2 separate regions of the Homo sapiens genome follow, and region 2 is linked to region 1. The links are chromatin contacts, found by Hi-C or POLR2A ChIA-PET in ENCODE. All regions are on one chromosome and are shown on one strand. The core of a region is the stretch at or near the end of the contact, and the rest is flanking DNA. Distances in the headings are between cores, read along the strand shown.

The links. A loop is a pair of places that touch in the nucleus more often than their neighbours do. ChIA-PET counts read pairs that join two places held with the same protein, here RNA polymerase II (POLR2A). Pooled maps may share reads with other maps.
Region 2: a loop to region 1 is called in a pooled map, with 4 times the contacts of the local background. The contact joins two enhancer-like sites. A Hi-C loop is called at or near these places in 1 of 37 single-sample maps with no recorded cell type and 3 of 50 pooled maps. POLR2A ChIA-PET finds 5 or more read pairs at or near these places in 5 of 52 experiments (GM12878, RWPE1, T-cell and 2 more).

What each region holds. Positions count from the first base shown.
Region 1 is chr15:65,759,689-65,762,963 of GRCh38, forward strand. It overlaps DENND4A (DENN domain containing 4A), which reads right to left. Exons shown (of 33, transcript NM_001320835.1): 2 at 1,672-1,750. Among named protein-coding and RNA genes, the nearest start is that of DENND4A, 31 kb to the right of the region's middle. Within about 2 kb of position 1,688, at least 3 of the 41 ENCODE cell types and tissues checked have a DNase peak (open chromatin) inside an H3K27ac peak, as active enhancers do; they include GM12878, where a contact is called at or near this core.
Region 2 is chr15:65,915,370-65,918,644 of GRCh38, forward strand. It overlaps MEGF11 (multiple EGF like domains 11), which reads right to left. Exons shown (of 26, transcript NM_001385028.1): 16 at 2,597-2,725; 17 at 1,459-1,587; 18 at 779-907; 19 at 101-229. Among named protein-coding and RNA genes, the nearest start is that of RAB11A, 48 kb to the left of the region's middle. Within about 2 kb of position 1,827, at least 2 of the 41 ENCODE cell types and tissues checked have a DNase peak (open chromatin) inside an H3K27ac peak, as active enhancers do; they include GM12878, where a contact is called at or near this core.

The sequences.
Region 1 (3,275 bases), core at 438-2,937:
ATCACCCTCAGCTCGTTGCATATAACAAGTGCTCCAAAAAAAGAGCAGTTTTACCCAATTGACCATCTATTTATTTAAGAAAGTTGCAGAATAACAAAAGGACTTTTGTGTTTAACTTTTTTTCTCCAGTTCATTAGTCTTTGAAAACAATTTTTAAAGGGCTGCATAGTATTTTATTTTATGGATATACCATTTTTGACCTATGTGCTTACTGTAGATCATTTATTACTTCTACTTATTTTGCTAATTTTTTTTAAAGGGTACAATGAATAATCTTGATAAACCTCTGGACACAACTCTAGTATTTCTTCAGGATACATTTGTTGAAATAGAATTATTAGGTCAAAGGTTATATCAGCCTTTATTTATGTGCTTTCGTGTGTACATGAATTTTATATTATAAGCTCTAAATACACATAACCTTAAAAATTACTCTGGTAAAGTATTTTCATTCCATCATAATGAAGAAACTAAAACATCCTCCTTTTTCCTAGATGCTAACTTTATGTTATTTAAACTAAAGCATGGCCAGGCGTGGTGGCTCATGCCTGTAATCCCAGCACTTTGGAAGGCCAAGGCGGGCAGATCACTTGAGGTTAGGAGTTCGAGACCAGGCTGGCTAACACGGTGAAACCCCGTCTCTACTTAAAATACAAAAAATTAGCGGGGCATGGTGGCGCACGCCTGTAATCCCAGCTACTCAGGAGGCTGAGGCAGGGGAATTGCTTGAACCTGGGAGGCGGAGGTTGCAGTGAGCTGAGATCATGCCACTGCACTCCAGCCTGGGCAAGAGTGAGACTCTGTCACAAAATAATAAATAAATAAATAAATAAACAAACTAAAGCAGGCAAACTAAAGCAGATAGTCACTATTGCATAAAATAGTTTTATGTCTTGCTACGTAGAAAGAAGGGTAAGAGGCCGGGCAGAGTGGCTCATGCCTATAATCCCAGCACTTTTGGAGGCCGAGATGGGCAGATCACTTGAGGTCAGGAGTTCAAGACCAGCCTGGCCAACATGGTGAAACCTCGTTTCTACCAAAAATACAAAAATTAGCCAGGCATGATGGTGCATGCCTATGATCCCAGCTACTTGAGAGGCTGAGGAACAAGAATCACCTGAACGCTGTAGGCAGAGGTTGCAATGGGCCAAGATCAACGCCACTGCACTCCAGCCTGGGCAACAGAGGGAGGCTCTGTCTCAAAAAAAAAGCGGAAACAGAAGAGATATAGTACTATCATGAAAACATATATTTAATAAGTTTTTTTGAGAACTACCACCTTATCCTTGGAAATAACTAGCTATTATAAGTAAATATTTGAGATAAATTTATTCATAAAATTCCTTTTCATTAGTTCTTTTGGGTATTTTTCACAAAATTTAATAATTTGAACTCATTCACAATAGAACGCAGGAAATAACTACTAAAAGGGAACCGTATACTTCACATTGAAGATTTTGTCTCTAATAAATGGTGTTGAATTAATTGTGATCCAAGGCACATCCTGAGACATCTTTCAATGAATTATTTTGTATCATTTGTTACCCATAATTATTACATGGAGAATATATTCCAAATTATTAAGACTTCTGGAAAACTAAGGTTTCACTGTGTTTAACACAGGAAATAGCTAACTGAAACAAATCAAAATGAAAGCCAAAAACTACTTACACATTACCGAAAGTTTCTCTCTGAAAAAGATGACAGATTTCAATGTGTGAACTCCGCAGCCTCAGAGTTTGAGAAATAACTGTATTGAAAACAGTAAGAATTGGACTTAAATTCATTCCAATCAAATATTTCCCCCAATATGCCTGTGGATACTTAAAGTTCTGTTAACAGTGATAATTACTAAACTGATTGCATTTATTGTTTTCTTGTGGTTAAGAGCCAATAAGCAATTTTTAAAAACAAGATTTCAGTAAAGAATAAATACATACTTTAAAAACAAAACATGCTGAAGAGAGGCAATGAGAAAAAAAAAGAAAAAACTAGCAGATAAGGGGGAAAAAAAGAAAGCAAGAAGAATAAATAAGGGTACAAAAGAGGAAATGTGTACAGGGCAAAGAGTGTGAGAAAGAACAACATGACTATTTCTGGGGCACTGTACAGAGCCTCATTCACAGGGGAAAAATGTATACATTTAACATAATTCAAATATAGACTCAAGTAACTTCCATATAAAAAAAAGTTTCAAAGAAGTCAATACCCAAAAGTACTTTCCCTTTATTACAAATTTCAAAGATACTACAGTCAGCCTTCTGTATCCATGAGTTCCACATCCATACCATGGATTGAAAAGATGTTTTTTGTTGTTGTTATTGTTGTTGTTTTTGAGACAAGAGTTTCGCTCTTGTTGCCCAGGCTGGAGTGCAGTGGCTCGATCTCGGCTCACCGCAACCTCCACCTCCTGGGTTCAAGAGATTCTCCTGCCTCAGCCTCCCGAGTAGCCGGGATTACAGGCATGTGCCACCATGCCCAGCTAATTTTGTATTTTCAGTAGAGACCAGGTTTCTCCATATTGGTCAGCCTGGTCTCGAACTCCCAACCTCAGGTGAGCTGCCTGCCTCGGCCTCCCAAAGTGCTGGGATTACAGGCGTGAGCCACCGCACATGGCCTGAAAAGATGTTTTTCAAAAACAATAAAAATAACAGACTGGGCTCAGTGGCTCACGTCTGTAATCCCAGCACTTTGAGAGGCCAAGGCAGGAGGATTGCTTAAGCCCAAGAGTTCAAAGCCAGCCTGGGCAATATAGTGAGGCCCCCATCTCTAAAAAAAAAAGAAGAAAGTTAGTGCCAGGCAGGGTGGCACGTGCCTGTAGTCTCAGCTACTCAGGAGACTGAGGCACGAGAATCACTTGAGCCCAGGAAGCTGAGGCTGCAGTGAGCCCTGATCACACCACTGTGCTCCAGCCTGGGTAACAGAGTAAAGCTCTATCTCCAATGAATGAATGAATGAATGATACAACAAAAAATGTAATACAAATTTAACAAAATAATTCGGTATAACTTTATATAGCATTTAATTGAATTAGGTATTATAGATAATCTAGAGGTGATTTAAAGTATACAGGAGGATGTGTGTAGATTATGTGCAAATACCACACCATTTTACGTAAGGGGCTTAAGTATATGTGGATTTTGGTATCCATCGGGTGGAGGTTGGGGGTATCCTGGAACTAATCCATGGAGGATACCAAGGGGCAAATGTACTTACATAGAATCATTTATATCAAATCTCACCAAGGAACCAAATTCTTCTGAACAAGAGAATAA
Region 2 (3,275 bases), core at 577-3,076, 160 kb after region 1:
AGGGAAGTATCATCAAATCCAGCTGTTCGAGTTGGAATCTCCCTAGAGCTGCCATGGGGCCCTTTCCACAGACCCCGGGGCTCTGCCACGTGTGTATTACCTTGGTCACACCTGATTCCTTTGAAGCCAGGGCTGCAGTAACAGGTGCCGGTGACATGGTCACAGGTGGAGTTGTTCATGCACTCACATAGCTGCTGACACCCATAGCCAAAGGTTCCTGGGGCACATCCTGTGTGGCACAAAGAGTTAGGGTAGAGGACCCACTCACTCTCCACCCCTCCCCTTCCATGTTTAGACAGCTATGGCAATAAGCCTGTTTTGCCTCCCACTGAGTGAAGCCTATTCCCTTAGCTCCTGTTGAGGAGCATTTATAGCACTGAGTGGGGGACACAGGGACAGAGGAGGAGTGAGCAGGGCCCACTCACCCCTACTTCCTCCTCATGCAACACATTTAAGCAGTATCTTCCACCTGCCATGCCCTAATCTGAATGCCATAGGGACTTTAAAGAATAATAAAAAAAAAATCCTGCCTCCCACTATTCTCTCATTACTTGCTATGACCTCTGCCCTAAATGCCCCCACCAACTGAAGGGAGAAATTCTTCAAACAATAATGTAGGCATGACCTTCCTCAGCATTTTTCCTTGGAAGTTGTCCCCAAAGTCAAGGGACCAAGGGGTACAGAGCCCTGAGTGAGTGGACCTTGAAGTGGGAGCCATCCTCTGCAGGAGGGTAGGGCCCAGCAGCATCACCCAGGATCAGGGGTCAGGGCAGCTTACTCTGCTCACAGTGTTGCCCGGTGAAGCCTGTGCGGCAGGTGCACTTGCCACTGATGTGGTCACAGCTGGCGCCATTCTGACACTGGCATACGCGCCCACAGTCCTTCCCAAAAAATGCTGCTGGGCAGCCTAGAGAAACAGGATTTCCAGTCACGAGAGTTGCTGCTGGGTGGGGACAAGGGGGACAGCAGGAACCAGACCTGTCTTCTGTCTCTTTTTTTGCTGAGCATGGGATGAAGACTAGTGAGACCCTGCACCAGAGTTGTCTCCCTGCTCAGGATCTTCATGCTGAAGTGGTAGGGGCAAGGTGATCGTTGCCTTTCCAAGACAGAGGGGCCTTGGAACCACAGGTCAGGCTAGGGTCTACTTCCTGTGTGGACACAGGCTGCTCCTCCCCACTCTGGGCCCCACTGTCCAAGGAAGGTCTGGTCTTGGTGATTGCTGGAGTACCTTGCAGCCCTGACCTTCCAGGACTTTGGGCTTGTCAATCCCCTGAATCCAGTCAGGTCTGGAGCTGCCCCTGCAGAGCTCCTCAGTTCTCGTGGGGCAGGAGTCAGGTACCACCAGTCCTGGGGCTGCCTGCATTCCTCCCTCCCTGCTGGTCTGGACAATGCCCACAGTGGCCAGTAGGCCGCAGCATGGTATTCTAAGTGGCTGGGAGGCCAGGAGGTGGGGCTTACGCTGTGTGCAGAAGAGTCCAGTCCAGCCAGGGGTGCAGTGGCAGGCCCCGTCCTCGGCGCTGCAGCTCGCCCCGTTGTGGCAGCTGCATGCGTGGAAGCAGGCGGGGCCCCAGAACCCGGGTGGGCAAGCTGGGATGTCGGTGAAATGCAGAGGGTGAGGGGAAGGCAGAGAGGGGCAGACGGAGAGGGAGAAGAAGGGGGAGTACATGTCAGAGCCAAGATGCCAAGATGGACCTGGCTGACATTTCCTGGCTTTCAGGGGCTTCATGCACTGTTCCCAGAATTCCTGCACTTACTTCTTGGCTTAGTTACCCAGGATTCCCATTAAGCCCAGATTCTCTGCCCACTCTCCAAGTCTTTGATGACTGACTCAGCAGGACTCTGAGGGCCCCCGAGCCTCCCCTCTCAGGGGACTGATTTGGAGCATGCGGGTAAACACTGTGGTTTACCGTGTATGTACTGTGTGTGTTTCCCCATGAGAATGGGGACTTTCCTAGGGCAGGAGCTCTCTTCTCTCAGTTGGTGAGCTCCTGATGATGGAGCCTGTCTCCTCATCAGAATGGAAATTCCCTCAGCCATCTAACTAGGACCTCCCCAAGGGTACTGGCTAGGTCTCACCCATCAGACAAGGAGCTCCACAGGGTCTCTGTCCTTAGTTTGGGGGCTTCTGGAAAGGGGCTGTTCCCTTCACATCAGATTGGTGCACTTTACATGAACAGCCTCAAGGACATCATTCACATGGGCCACCCAGAGGGCACTGCACCCTCCTGAGGTGGCTGCCCGGGCCTCATCTCACTTCCCTACTCCCAAACTCGAGCATGCTGTTGCACCACCTCTTCCCCATCCAAACTCGGGCTGCTCCTTGTGCAGGTGCTAATGGAGTGTTAAGTCTCAGAATTCATAGCATTAATGGTACTATCAACAATATCAGTACCTTTGATACCAGCAGTTAATACCAATGATCAATCCTAATAATCCATCATGTTAGCTATAGAGCTAAATGGGGCTCATTCCTACATGCAGAAGGAGATTTCATCCCTGGAAGTGGAGGCACCAGGACAGAGAGGTTTTGGGCAACAAAGGGAGAATTTTTGGGCCTGACCCCAGGTAGGGGCATTCCCAGGTGGCAGCAGCTTACCCTGTGAGCAGTCCTTGCCAATCCATCCAGGAAAGCACTGGCAGGAGCCATCGATAGGGCTGCAGGTCCCGTTGTTGGCACAGGAGCAGAGCTGGGCACAGTCCTGCCCAAAGTATCCTCCAGCACACACTGTGGGCACAGGGCAGCCTGGCACCCATCCTCCCACCTGTGTTCCTCTGACCTCCACCCACAGCCTCATCCCTAGAAGTTCCCAAGCCACAGCCATGATCACCCAGGGGTCATGGATCTGGATGGAGACCACGCCCGCCTTGGTACCCTTGTCACCCTTCTCCATTTGCACATAAATGAGTTGCCCCTCTCATGCCTACAGCTGCATTCTTCAGAAGGCTCTATTATGATTGCCTTTAAGAACAGCCTGAGGCCCATGGAGGTAGAATCACCTGACTTAGGTCTCACAGATGAGAAGTGGGAGGCTGAGCACTGTACTTCTGGACTCACAGTCCAGTGCTCCCTGTACTGTTCCACAGCCTTCTGCTTTCTATTACCACTTTCACCAACATCACGGATTCCACAACCACGAGGGTAGAGAATATGTACAGCTGGACAGAGAGGGACAAATGCCATGTGGCAGGCCTGCCTGCGGTTTGACTGTTAAAGGACCAGCCCTGAATGTCTGTCCCTGCCTGCCTCTTTCCTCTGACCTGTTGCTCAAGCCTCT